Linked DNA regions of Mus musculus: region 2 is linked to region 1. Evidence: chromatin loops called from intact Hi-C (ENCODE). Cell type or tissue: left cerebral cortex. All regions are shown on one strand. Each heading gives the region's core, and the rest is flanking DNA. Links, peaks and the distances in the headings are about the cores only.

Region 1 (8,566 bases), core at 1,636-6,635:
ACCAGGCTGGCCTCAAACTCAGAAATCCCCCTGCCTCTGCCTCCCGAGTGCTGGGATTAAAGGCATGCGCAACCACCGCCCAGCTTTCGCCTTTAATATTTTGGAGGGAACATCTGCCCGCCTATTCCCCTGACCTAGCAAAAACAAAATAACATTTTGCCTGATCCATCATTAGTGCACACCTACCTTTCTTTACAATTGAATTTATTTTCACCTATGTGAACGCTGGTGCTAGGTCTGAAATAATGTCTGTGACCATCTCTGCCTCCGCCCTTAAAACCTAACTAGTGTAGAGTACAGGAAAATGTCTGTGAATGTCGTTGCCACTACCTACCTGGCAGAGGGCAGCAAATGAAGCAGAAATCTCTGAGTTCTATTTTTATCTATGTAAGAGCTCCTTAATATATAGTATACATTTGCAAAGCAGAAAAAGAATTAACAGATGAACGGTGGTTTGCCGTGTTAGAAACAATGTTGTGGCATGATATTAGTTTAACTCAGTTAAGGTCAGTTTCAAGTTAAAGAGCAAAAGGATGAGCTGCTTGCTTCTCTGCTCCCCCACACCCTAACTTTCCTCCTAAGCTATGTCCGAGGGAGGATTCCCATCTCCAGACTTTTCTCCTTATAAGGCCCGATCTCTGCCATTAAGAAGTCTGCCTAGAGATTGGACGACTTCAAGCACTAATTCTGTCTCCTGCTCTGTGCTCACTGGCAACAACCATGCCAAGGTCCAGAAGGAGAATCTGGTGGGTGTGTCCTAATAGGAGACAGTGTTCCTACTCTAATTGCCATAAAATCTTTGAAGGCATTGTCTGGTGGATCTAAGAAGACTGATCCTGAAGGTGTGAGGTCAGAGCTGCAAGTCTGGAGCTCAGAGTTTTAAGTTTTAGATTGGCAGTGACTCACAGAAGGGCCGCAGGCACACCTACTCATCTTCTCAGAGTGCTTCAAAACCTAGAAAAATTAACACAGATCCTGACATGGGTATTTTATGGTTTGGAAATTAATAGTCAAGACTGTTCAGGTGACAATAGACAACTCTAAGCGCTAAGGTTTGATCCGGTTGAAGTCTCTGTGAAGTTTTCCTTGGCTCCTTTGTTCTTTCCAAATCTGGGCTTCCCTCTTTGGAGGTCTTTAAATCCATAGTAAGGAAATTCAAATTCCCTTGAAGTTTTGGTCGAATCTTGGCAAAGACAGATGATTCCCTTTAAGACTGTGTCATATGGTGGTTTTGCAAAAGAAATCTTCTTACCTACCGCAAAGATGCCCCCACCCCTTACTCCCTCACCCCCTGCCACTACCATCCTATAAGACCAGATGCCATGCACCATGAGAAAAGACTTCTGTGGTGGGACCACATTGTCTCTGAAGCCATCTGGGTAAAACCCTCCTTGTAGTCTTTGGTCTTGGAAGAGCTATGGAGTGAACCAAAAAGCATCATAAAGACATCGTCCTTTGTTGATGTTCTTCTTCCATGTCTGATGAAACAGCCCTTTTGGGGATAAAAACGTCAAGATGAAAAATGACATGTCAATAAATAGAAATTGAATGAATGTGTTAGCATTAATTCGTTACATTCTACATATGCTCCTCTGAAGAAGTAGCGTTTATATTCAGGCCCAGCTGCAGGCTTCCAGTATGGTAAAATGGGAAGGGACCCAAGAGAGATTGATGCAGCAGCCCCACATGGCTCCCATCCCACTCACTGCTGCCTTGCAGTGCATACTTCTTTCATTGGAAGGCTGTGCCATGGCTAAGTGTTACAGGCCTCGGTGTACTTTGGCCTCTGCTCCCTCTCTTCCATATTTGAGCTCTCTTGGGTGCTGAAGCACATTTCTGTCTCATCTACTTAACTTTGCTGTTAAGTCCCTGCCACCATGCCTGTCTCTTTAGCTTGCTACATTTTACACTTGTTTGCCAGTGGCTGTGAAAAGAAATGACAGCAGAATCTCTCAGGGACTTGGCTCTCATCCAGCATGGAAAACATACTGAGTTGATGTCTCCCAGAGCCTGTCTTTAACTCAGGTGTCCCCATTTCATTGGGCTCCGCAGATTTCCTACATCTGTGGTGTATGACATTGTAAAGACTTTGACTTGGAGACCTGTTTCCCCCCCCTTATGCATCCCCATTCCACGTTTAAGCCAAGGAGCCTATCCATCAGGTCTCAGACTGAAAAAGTACAGATTATTTCAGTCCTGCTTTTAGCAGTGCCCTGTGGAATAAGACACCTCCTGCTCAATGTTCCTTCTATTGCTCTTAAGGTGTGAACAGACAACCAAGATTTATGAGCTGACAGCCATGCTGTGTGAACACTTAGAATGGATGAGTGGGCTTTTGTTTCTAGTTTGGTCTGAGAAGGAAGTAATGAAACAAAAGAATCCCATCTTTTAAAAATTCACGCACAGAGTATTTTATTTCTCCTGCAAATAGCTACTGCTCTTCTACTCTTATGTTCCAGGTTACTATTGAACTAGTTGCTACTGAATCTTTTCTAGAGAGTAAACCCTGTGCTAACCATGAGGCCCCCAACCCTTTAGAGGGAGTGTTGTGATTATATCCATTGAATGAAGAGGAAGTGAAGCCTTCAAGGGGTTAGGGAATTTTATACAAACAGGATCTGAATGCATGATATCCTGCTAAAATATGAATTCCTATGATTGATGTGATACTACACTCATTGGAAAAAAAAGACTTCTTGCTAAACACAGTGGGAGGTATATGACTCAAATCCTGATCTCCAAATGTTATTGATACTAAAAGAAGCAGGGCCTTAGTGCAATGTTGTCTAACAGAGATAGAATATTGTACATATCAAATGTCTCTGTGTTTCAGAATCCTCATTTTTAGATAATTTCTCCTGGTTATTTCTCCTGGTTATTGTAAATGGGGGTTAGGTATTCTAAAATATAAGTAAGATAGCTGGGATAGCACTTGATGACCTGAGAACTGTCAACTGTTTATTAGTGTTTTCTTTTTAAAATGTTCACTACTTATTAGTAGTAATGGTTATTGTGAAATTTCTATATAGTAAACCTACTGTTAATCTCACCACCATCTATGTGGAATATAATATACCGTCCATGTTCTCTTCTATATTTTCAATTGAGTGAAACTAGCTCACACAAATGATCTGCCAGTTAGGACATGAGATTTCTGTAGAGTGATTCTTTGATGTGAGACATAATAAAATACCAAGTTAAGAAAAAACTCTAACTCCTCTGGAAAGAAATTGAGTGTTATCCATGGTGGAGGGAGCAGAGACTGTCATAGGCAGCAGAGTGAAAGCTCATTTGGAGTAGCTGAGGGGGAGAAAGACTCACAGCAGGCATCTCAGGGATTTCATGACTCATGTCTTCTACTGGGGATGGAGGCAATCATATCTCCCTTACTCCTCCAGAGCGTTGCAGATAGTCACGAAAGCTTGTCAGTGGGTTAACCTGTTCTCTGTGTTACCAGGGATGAAGGCAATTATATTTTCTTTGCTTCTCTACTGGCCATAAAAGTAGTCATGAAAGCTTGTCAGTAGGTTAGTTAACATTTTTTTTTTCTGTAGTTGTGAAAAAGAAGAAAGTAGGAGAAAGGGTCTCTCAGGATCTGCTGTCCCCAGAATGGACAGCTAGAGCCCTTTCATTTTGTATTGAGAATCAAGTCCGCTGCCTGAAGGGTAGAAATCAATTTTCCCTGGCATTTTTGTTCAGAGAATATGTGTATGAACACAGAGAAATATGTATAAACATGGTTTATCTAGGAAGAAATGGAAGCCTGCACACGTGTTATGGATATATTGAAAGATGCAAATTTGAGAAAAATACTCTCCATTTTTATAAAAATACAAATGGATTCTGTTCTGCGTTTCTTCAGAGACGTCCCTAATCCATCCTTAACCCATAGCAATGCTAATCCTGCAAAAATTCAACTAAGTGAAAACTGAAAATTAATGTAGCTATTTGATTGAGATGGGAGAAAAACAGACCAGAAGATACGAATGTGACTTGGCAGCTCTTCTTAGAAGATGTTGAGAGTCTGAGTCTACTAACGTGTCATGCCACGGACTATGACCAAATTGTGAAGATGAAGGTGTGATTACTGTCCTTTCTTCTTAGATCCCATTTGTTACATGTCTCCTTAATCTTTAATCCTGTAAAGACAATTCATAGAGTCAGGGCTACCTGAATAAGAAGCAGAAATAACTACACCAAAAGTGCCCAGTCTTTTCTTTCTAAAGTCCTACGCACTCTGAAATGGTCTTCCTTTTAAGATTGCAAAAAATAATTCAGTTGCCTCCCATCACTATCCATGGAAGGGGACCATTCTCCACCTCCCACGGCTTTCTTTGTTTGGAACTGTTCACTCTTGGCAGTAATATTCTTAAACCAGGGAAGAATGAAGAAATTTCACTGTCTTGGTAAAATTACCTCATTTAGGAATAATTGGTATTCACAGAAGAGATGCACATTTTCATCCACCTAGTAATGAACAAATTAACAAGACACCTACTGAGTTGTGTTAACACAATTGCCAAATGTAAAAGGAACTAATTACTAACCACTTCATCCAGACAAACTCAAAACTGCATTCCTAATGGGCTTTGTGGCTGACTTGATGGAGACTATGGAGAAAAGAAATGAACAGGTGCTTGGTGATCAAAGTCTGTCCTTGGTGATTATTCTGGAAAAGGTACTCGCTCTTCAAGATTACAGAGACTGCATCTAGCCTGTCTTCCATGGGGTGAAGAAGTCTACAATATTTGTTCTTTCTTTTCAGAGATAATTGTGGATCATCCATATAATAGCATTTGAAGCATGTGCAGATGGAGTTTAGAAATAGTCATCTTTTATGTAAAGATTTAGGGAGCAAACTTATGTAACTATTGGGTCAGCTAGGCACATTCACAAAGCCCTGATGCCTAAAATAATTTCATCCAGGGGACAACTGATAAAGATGAAAGCAGGATTCTCACATAAATGGTGCATTTTGGTATTTATTCAACTCAATCAGGCTGGTTATTATTTTTCCAGATTCTTATTTGACTCGTCTTTAGAGATAAGATATAATTGCATACGATAGATTTATTTTACTTTGAACTGACAATAAACTTGTGGAATTTTTTTATTTAATTTTAGGATTACTTAGGTTAAATCAAACACTTTAGTAATTTAAAAAAGAATGGGTGGCGTAGGATAATGAACAAGGTCTATCGACCCATGTATCCCTCCCTCCATCTAGCAAATATTACTGGCTTCCGACTAGGTGTTAAGGAATTCTAAAATAAACAGAGACAAATAAACTCTCTACTCTTAAAAACACAAATTCTGGAACATATGACAGGTAAAGGAATAACAATGAAGAAAGGGAATGAAAAAGATGATGTCAGAGACTAATAACTGGGCTGAAATCCAAGGAAGAGGCGGTGTATGAAAGAGGCATGGAATGGAGAATGGGAAGTAGTCTGCCACTTTAACCAATTTGCACAGGTATGGTGGTCTGTCAATGTTTCCACTACCTTGACGTGGTCCCTGTATAAGTCTGTCTATGTTTTTTTGTTCAATGGAATAAGTTGGTTATAACTCAGTATCAAAGACAAAACTACACAGACAGTTAGCTCTCATTGTATAAATACACATACATTTTAGGGACTTGGAAGGAATGGAAACTTGTATAAAGGCTTAGCTATATAGTATCTCCTAGTAATGTCGGAAGGTATACCCATAAATTCTTGCCCACATGATTGCCTAAACATGGGCTGAATAAGGATAACAGCAATAAATATGCTAGCAAGGATGAACAAAAGCTGCAAGCCAAGACACAGAGTAAAGGCAACAGGAAAATGCTGAGAAGCTGAGAAACTGTCTTCCTCAGGAAAAAGCCTGTAAATTGGTTATCCTATACCACAGACTGAGCCCTAAAAATATGCATACAAATGACATTACATAAGCTATCTATCTATCTATCTATCTATCTATCTATCTATCTATCTATCTATCTATCTATCTATCTACCTATCTATCTATCTATCATGGTAGGAATTAGTAAAAAAGACCCAAGAACTTATAACAGAGCATGGAGAATGGTTTAGAGAAAAGAAAAGTAACAAGAGAGTAGTGGTACTGAACCATCCTAGGCCACAGCATGAAACCTTGTCTCAGAAAACCAACTAACCAATAGTACTATTTGTTTCCTGGGTGATTTGGTATGTGAATGAATTATTCAGTGATTAAAGTAAATGAAACTATGCTCTTGGAAATTATTTCAAACATTAGGGAGTCACGTCAAGGTATGGCTGGAAACCACAATATCATACACACCTAACTCATCATATAATTTTTTCAAAGTATGGGTATAAAAAGACATTGGAAACTTTCTCAGGATTGGTCTCATATGAAGGATGTGTTTTTTCAGTAGGTGTGCACTGGAAGAGTTTTGAATTCTCCTTCTAAGATCAGGCAGAGCACCTTCTGTAGCTGGGACCACCAGAAATCAGGCAACCAGAAGAACATTTTCTTTGGGGTAAAGGAGAGAGATTAAAGCAAGAGAAATGGAGTCACTTAGAAAACCACTTAGTAAGTTGGTAAAGATGATGAGGTGAGATAAAGAGCAATTGACCAGGTTTGAAATATCTGGTGGGTGGCTTCGGACAACCTATTTTCTTCCCTAAAGCGAAGCTCTGAAAATACAGAGAGTATTTCATGGCAATGTTGAGTTTAGAAAAAAGGACAAAGTTTTTTTTAAGGTGGGTACCCTCTCTCTTTATACACACCTACCAGAGGTTCATGATGTACCCAGGAATTAAGAGACTAGGAAAGACCCAAAAGATAAAATTCATATATCATTGGGTTTCCCAAAAATGCAATTTTTGGTTAAAGAAAGCTATGATTTGAAATGTTTATTAAACTATAAACCTTGATAAGAGTTTTAATGTTAATAGATTCTCTTATAACACTTGGAAAACGTGGTGAATTTGAGCTGTGTTGGTCCATGACTTCAATACCAGTACTGGAGAGACAGAGGTATGGGGATCTCTGAGATCAAGGTCAGCCTGGTCTACAGAGCCCTACTAAAAATACTTGCTTCATTGGATTTAGAAGCAAACAATTTGCAAACTTTCCCTTATGATCACGGTTGACATATTTTGAAAACAATTTTTTTTCTGACAAATATAGGGTTAGGATGCTGAGGAGAAATATGATTTTATTATTCTGTTTAGAACTTCACAGTTGGGTTTTCTCTACAGAGAACATGTATGCAGTCTCTAATCACATATCCTTTACAAGTGCTTCTTCACATTTTACAAAGTCCGGGGCCTCTTTATTAGAGGATTATTATGAGTTCATTTCATCACTTTTTTTTTTTTTAGACAGGCTTTCTCTTTGTAGCTCTGGCTGTCTTGGAACTTGCTCTGTATACCAGGCTGATCATGAACTTAGAGACTCAACTGCCTCTCCTTCTCCAGTGCTGGGATTAAAGTTGTGTGCCACCACAGCCAGACAATCTGCCACTTTTAAAAAGCATTTGCAAAACACATGAAACTCAAAAAGAATGAAGACCAAAGTGTGGACACTTTGCCCCTTCTTAGAATTGGGAACAAAACACCCATGGAAGGAGTTACAGAGACAAAGTTTGGAGCTGAGACGAAAGGATGGACCATCTAGAGACTGCCATACTCGGGGATCCATCCCATAACCAACCTCCAAACGCTGACACCATTGCATACACCAGCAAGATTTTGCTGAAAGGACCCTGATATAGCTGTCTCTTGTGAGGCCTGGTCTGGCTGGGGCCTGCCAAACACAGCAGTGGATGCTCACAGTCAGCTATTGGATAGAACACAGGGCCCCCAATGGAGGAGCTAGAGAAAGTACCCAAGGAGCTAAAGGGATCTGCAACCCTATAGGTGGAACAACAATATGAACTAACCAGTACCCCCAGGAGCTCGTGTCTCTAGCTGCATATGTATCAAAAGATGGCCTAGTCGGCCATCACTGGGAAGAGAGACCCCTTGGTCTTGCAAACTTTATATGCCTCAGTAAGGGGGAACTCCAGGGCCAAAAAGTGGGAGTGGGTGGGTAGGGGAGTGAGGGGGGGTTCTGGAGGACTTTTGGGATAGCATTTGAAATGTAAATGAAGAAAATACCTAATTAAAAAAATAAATTAAAAAAAAAAGTTTTATAAGGGGATCTATTCACATTAAGACTCTTATCAAGACTGACACTTTCCTAGATGCTTCAAAGCCTAGCCTCCTCCAACCCAAAATTATATATTTTTGAAAACCAAAGATATTTGAATTCTTGCCTTTTGGTAGGTTTTTTGTCTTTTGGTGCTTTTCCTGAGATGGTGTTGTGCTGCTTCTGATTCACGCCCTTAAAAGTACGTGCAGAGATTTAGGTCTGAGGAATATATGCACCAGACGGACGTCTTTATGCTGGTGAAGTTTTCTGTTTTCCATGGTGCCTTATGCCACTAGTGCCGCTAAAACAAAATGCCACCAGCTACACAGCAGATGCAAAAACAAGTGAATTTCTCATAGTTTCAGGGTTGGAACATCTTTGAATAAAGTGCCGATGTATT
Region 2 (5,000 bases), core at 1-5,000, 180 kb after region 1:
AGTTTCTTAAAACATTAAATTAAATGTTCTTATAAAATATTCTAAGCATTGTTCCTCTGGGCGTATAGTCCTGGGAAATGAAAGTTTTACTCATGCAAAAACTTTTATGTGTATACACATACAGGTTCTACTTACAGTGTTTTAATTATATATAAGAAGCAATGCAAGTGTCATGAAATTGTTAATGAGGGGGAACTGTGTGGTTCATTTGTAAAATGGAGCAGTATTCAACAAGGGAAAGAAACAGGTTGCTTACTGGGGCATATGGGAACAGAATGAACTCTAAATGTTTACTGCTAGATGAAAGAAGACAGATATGGAAGGCTACTAAAGGTGAGGTTGTATTCATATGATATGTGACAACTCTTAACACTATAGAGAATCATAAACCAAACCTGTGCTGATGAAACTATACATTTATGTCTGTGGTGTTCACAACTGTTTGGAGTAGAACTCTCCAAGTGGAGATGTAGCTCTAAACACTTTTCAGAAGTGTGTGTTTTTCTGTTGGACAAACATATGTAAACCTTCATATCAAGAAGATGGACATGTTGTAGATGAGAAAGGTGTGCAGGTCACACATTTCAAGGAGTAGGGAATAGTAAATGCTTAAAGGAGCCCCATGGTTCTGGGTTGGAGTTGTGGAATTGTTTGAGTAGACTGAAGTTAGTAACAAGTGGGGCCTTAGCTCTATCCACAAAGAAGAATAAGAAGAATTGGCAATAGCCAGAAGCAGTAAGGTATACCTAATGTCCAAGTCATGGTTTGTCAATATCAGTCTCTTATAAAGAAAAATGTGTTATTTGGAGAACTGGTTGATTCTAAGATTTGGAATAATCTTGGAGCATCTTAGGATACCAAGCACCAGAGGTGGAATAGAAAGAAGGAAACAAGAGAAGAATGAACATAGGAGGGAGAGGGGATGATGAAAAAAGGGAGGAGGCATGGAGGGAGGAGGGCAAGACACTTTCATGTGATGCAGAATTTCTGGATTAGACTGTAGAAAAGAACAGGAATATTCATGGAAAGCTGTTAAAGTTCAAATAAATTATGAAAGGTATGTGGAAAATTTCTGTACTGACAAGCTTCTTTAGGTCTAAAATTATCTCATTATCTTCAAAAGCAGTTAGCATTCACATTAAAAAAGAAAGATTAGCATACAACTTATAAACCCCAGAACGGATTCTTCCAGACTGCCAGTCAGTTAAGGAAGGTTTGGGGGTATAGTTTAATCTAAAAGTGCCAAAGAAATTATTGGGCAATGAACTGCATAAGTTGTTGAGAGCATTGTTGTCCCTGAAGAACCTGAAAGACAGGGTATAAGTCAACAACTGCCTTGAAGGACAGAGGCTTGATTTTTTTTTTTAAGGAAGCCTGGGAGTTCTCTCTGAGCATTTAGCCACATGGAAGATTCCAGAAATAACTTCACACTGTGATTTAGCCTGTGCATTTGTATGTAGGTTAATGGAAGTCTCCACCGTTCAACTGCAATGTCTTATAGTCAAACGTAAAATTTGGAAACATTAAAAGGAAGCACACATCAGGAAATCTTGGTTATGAATTGAATATACACAAGGTTTTATATTTTCCCCCTTATTCATTACAGTCCATTTTAAGCTCAAGTGGTTTCCCATCTGGACTAAGAAATTGCACTGCTGAAATGTTAATGCTTTTTTTTTCTTGCTATTGTTTTATTATAATTCATTTTGAAGAGGTTTACAATCTAGCAGATTAGAAAGTCTACTGAATTGACAGAGCTCATGCGTTAAACAATTGATTCTTCTGAGGGGGTGGAAGCTACCAATGGAACAATCTGGATATCAGCAGGTTTTTTCCCTCATGTGACAAAATCCGTAAGTCTTTGATTGTTTTTCCTAGCCTGATTTTATTTTTTAGATTTTTTTCCCCTCAGTTTGATTCATAAAAAAAAAAAAAAAAGCTGCACCAGGAAACAATCTAACTTTGCAGCAGAACCTTGACCCAGGAGTTGAGGGGGTATTCCATTTCTGATTCAGAGAGTAATTCCATAGACTGCTCTCTTCATTTTCCATTTCACTTCTAGTCTCTTTTTCTCTGTTAATTTTCTTCTTGGAAGCTTTGCAGCTGAAACACAGGTGGGCGGGTGTGGAGGTTGTGGTTTCCTTTTCAGGGTTCCGTCTACATTGCTTTAAATCTCCTCTGATTTGAGCAGCCTGTCTGATCCTTTTAGTATTTATGTTAAGGGTGGACACAAAGGACTATGGTAGCCCAGAGAAGCAGATTGTTAAAAGTAGGTCTCATTGTCTGCAGAACTGTGAAAATGATAAATGACTAAGAATAAATACTTTATGTTGTTCGAACTACTGCGCTCTTATTATTTTAAATGATAATACAGCTAGCCTGTGATTGAGTGAGCTTTTTTATTTTTTCACTCAGAGAATTAGTCAAGATCTAGTTACATAACCAAGGCAAGAGAGGGAAAGGCCGATTGAGGAAGAGCAGAAAAGGAAGGGAAAAAAGTTGCTGGTTATTTTTCAATTGCTGTTGTTAATTCAATTGTAAAGTTTGAATTGAATAGGAAATATTCTCCTAACAAATGCATAGTGATTGCTTCATGCAGGAGGATGAACTTTGCTATGGAGACAAATGAGTCAAAGTTCATTTTTAAAATTGTGCCTACGATAATTATAGTTCCTATCCTTAAGGACCACGGGTAAGATAGGGTTTTTTAAAACCTTCCCCATTTTGTAATAGTTGACATTTCCCACAGGCTTCATCTTGATGAAGAATATAAAGCTTCCTCTGCCTTTATACCCTCCACCCAGTCTGGACCCCGATGTTCGCTCCATCAGCAGTCTGTGCCACACAGCCTTTGCTAAGAAGGTTTATACGGATTTCATAGGATTTTCAGCAAATGAAGCTGGTACTTTTCTCTACTACATGGATCATTCTTTTCTTCTCTTTCATGCTTTTGTAGTATGGTGTGCAAGGCACATGTTCAGATAGTAGTCTTCTGACTCTGCATTAAAACACATCTGTAGAAGTCAGTTGGAACCATAAAAAAAACACACTAATAGTAAGCCAGTAATGACCACAATAGTGACCGCTCTCCTGTCGGTACATCCATTCTGTACTCTCAATAGCTACTTCCTTGTCAAATCTTCTTTGTGACTGTTCAACATGCCCATTGTCATGGCCAGTTGAATTTAGGTCACTTGCAGGATCATGGGTAAAATTATACACATAATTTATTAGATGAATTAATATTAGCTAAATGAGAAAATACAGAAATTATTTTTAACACAGGATTATTCTAATCCTGGAGTATACTGAGCCCTCTCAACAATTTAATACAAAAAAGGCAGTCATATGCACAAAATATAAGGTGATTTTTGTTTAAGTGTATATTTTTAATATAGCCCCTTTCAATTCTGCACTCCATTTCCAGTCATTGTAAGCCTTTTTTATTTTGATATAAAAAGCACAAAGAAACAAGAAAGAAGAAAGAAAGAAAGAAAGAAAGAAAGAAAGAAAGAAAGAAAGAAAGAGGGAGGGAGGGAGGGAGGGAGGGAGGGAGGGAGGGAGGAAGGGTGGAAGGTAGGAAGGAAGGAGGGAAGGAAGGAAGGAAGGAAGGAAGGAAGGAAGGAAGGAAGGAATAGAAAAGAGAGCTATATAGGTTTTACATCTTTTAGGTGACATGTTCCATAAACCTTAAATCTGATGAAAATTTTTGTGAGTTTCTAGTATAGCTATTTATATCATTCTAATGAAACAAGACTGGAAGTTCAGAAGAGTAAAATCATATTGTATTAGTAAAAGTGTCACTTAGAAAATTTATGTTTAATATATAAATTCAACCAGATGCTTCAGACATCATGATTTAACATAATGACGGTAGGTTAGACAAGAACCACACCTACATAATTTCCCCAGATTTGTCTTTATTGGTTCCAATTTGATACTTTAAGGATTTATTAGACTTGTTTTAGACATAGTTATGTTTAATATAGATGAAAAAACTCCAGAGAAAGAGCAAGCAAAGCATCAATTTGTACATTCAAAATGTATGCTAACGATAGCTAGAATTATGATGTAATCACAAAAGTATGGTAAGAAAACAGAGAAGAGGAAAATAAAAGGCCTACTTCTCCTCTCTTATGTGTTGTGGTGGAGAACATTACAGTAAATACTTGAAACCTTACTAAGAATGAAAGGAACCCAGAAATGAAATTGAATACCCAGAGAGAAGGGCTGCTTACTTCAGGCTTCTCTTGTACTTGATTACTAAAGGAAACTTAATGGACATGGGCAGACAACTTTTTACCACACTGTATATGGATGTAGTTCTGAACATACAATATTTCATAACACGTTCAAGAGAAGAGCATCATCCAAAAGAGAGGAACTATTTTAGAAAGAACACTCTGGAAAGATAAGATTCACCTATAAAAGTTATCATTTTTAGATGTGTATGGAAGTACAGTTATAACATACAACACATTAAACATATTATAACATACAACAAATTAAAAATAATGCCTCTTTTTGAAATAGACTTTTAGCCAGATTGGTATGCATATGTGCACGTGTGTGAGTATGTATGTGTGTGTGTGTGCATGTATGTGCATGTGTGTGTGTGTGTGCATGTATGTGCATGTGTGTGTGTATGCATGTATGTGCATGTGTGTGTGTGGTGGTGGTGGTAGTCTTTTACTATATGGAAGAAGCTCATGCTGGCCAGCATGGGCAAAGAAAGAAGGTGACCCCTTCACTGTGAGTCTGTGGACACAGTCTAACTACATCTGCTCAGATACTGCCATTGCTTCCAACATTGATGTTCTCAAATGGGTAATGTGGATCTGAGCCAGAGGACGGCTGGCTCTTTTCAACATTGCTAGTTGCTAAGGAAAGAAAATGATTTTTTTAATATAAATTTTAAATATAAAATTTGAGGATCTTCCAACAAAATCCTACATCTGTGACTGAAAGAGGCACTCGTTTCACAAGAAGATAAATAAATG

Evidence for each region. A loop is a pair of places that touch in the nucleus more often than their neighbours do. Peaks named below come from ENCODE experiments on the same cell type or tissue, not always from the same donor. Only the 100,000 strongest peaks of a DNase experiment are listed, where the experiment ranks them.
Region 2: it touches region 1 in a loop (10-fold over the local background); 2 of 42 quality-filtered maps call a loop at or near these places.

The regions. Positions count from the first base shown.
Region 1 is chr15:51,386,323-51,394,888 of GRCm38, reverse strand. All of the region lies in intron 1 of Gm19303 (predicted gene, 19303), which reads left to right. Among named protein-coding and RNA genes, the nearest start is that of Gm19303, 5.0 kb to the left of the region's middle. In left cerebral cortex, for the core only: no CTCF peak of the experiment used is centred there; DNase peaks (open chromatin) are centred at 1,988, 2,225, 3,336, 4,318 and 1 more place.
Region 2 is chr15:51,203,389-51,208,388 of GRCm38, reverse strand. No RefSeq gene overlaps it. Among named protein-coding and RNA genes, the nearest start is that of Gm34446, 120 kb to the right of the region's middle. In left cerebral cortex, for the core only: no CTCF peak of the experiment used is centred there; DNase peaks (open chromatin) are centred at 1,460, 2,150, 2,866, 4,834 and 1 more place; H3K27ac peaks cover 2,440 bases.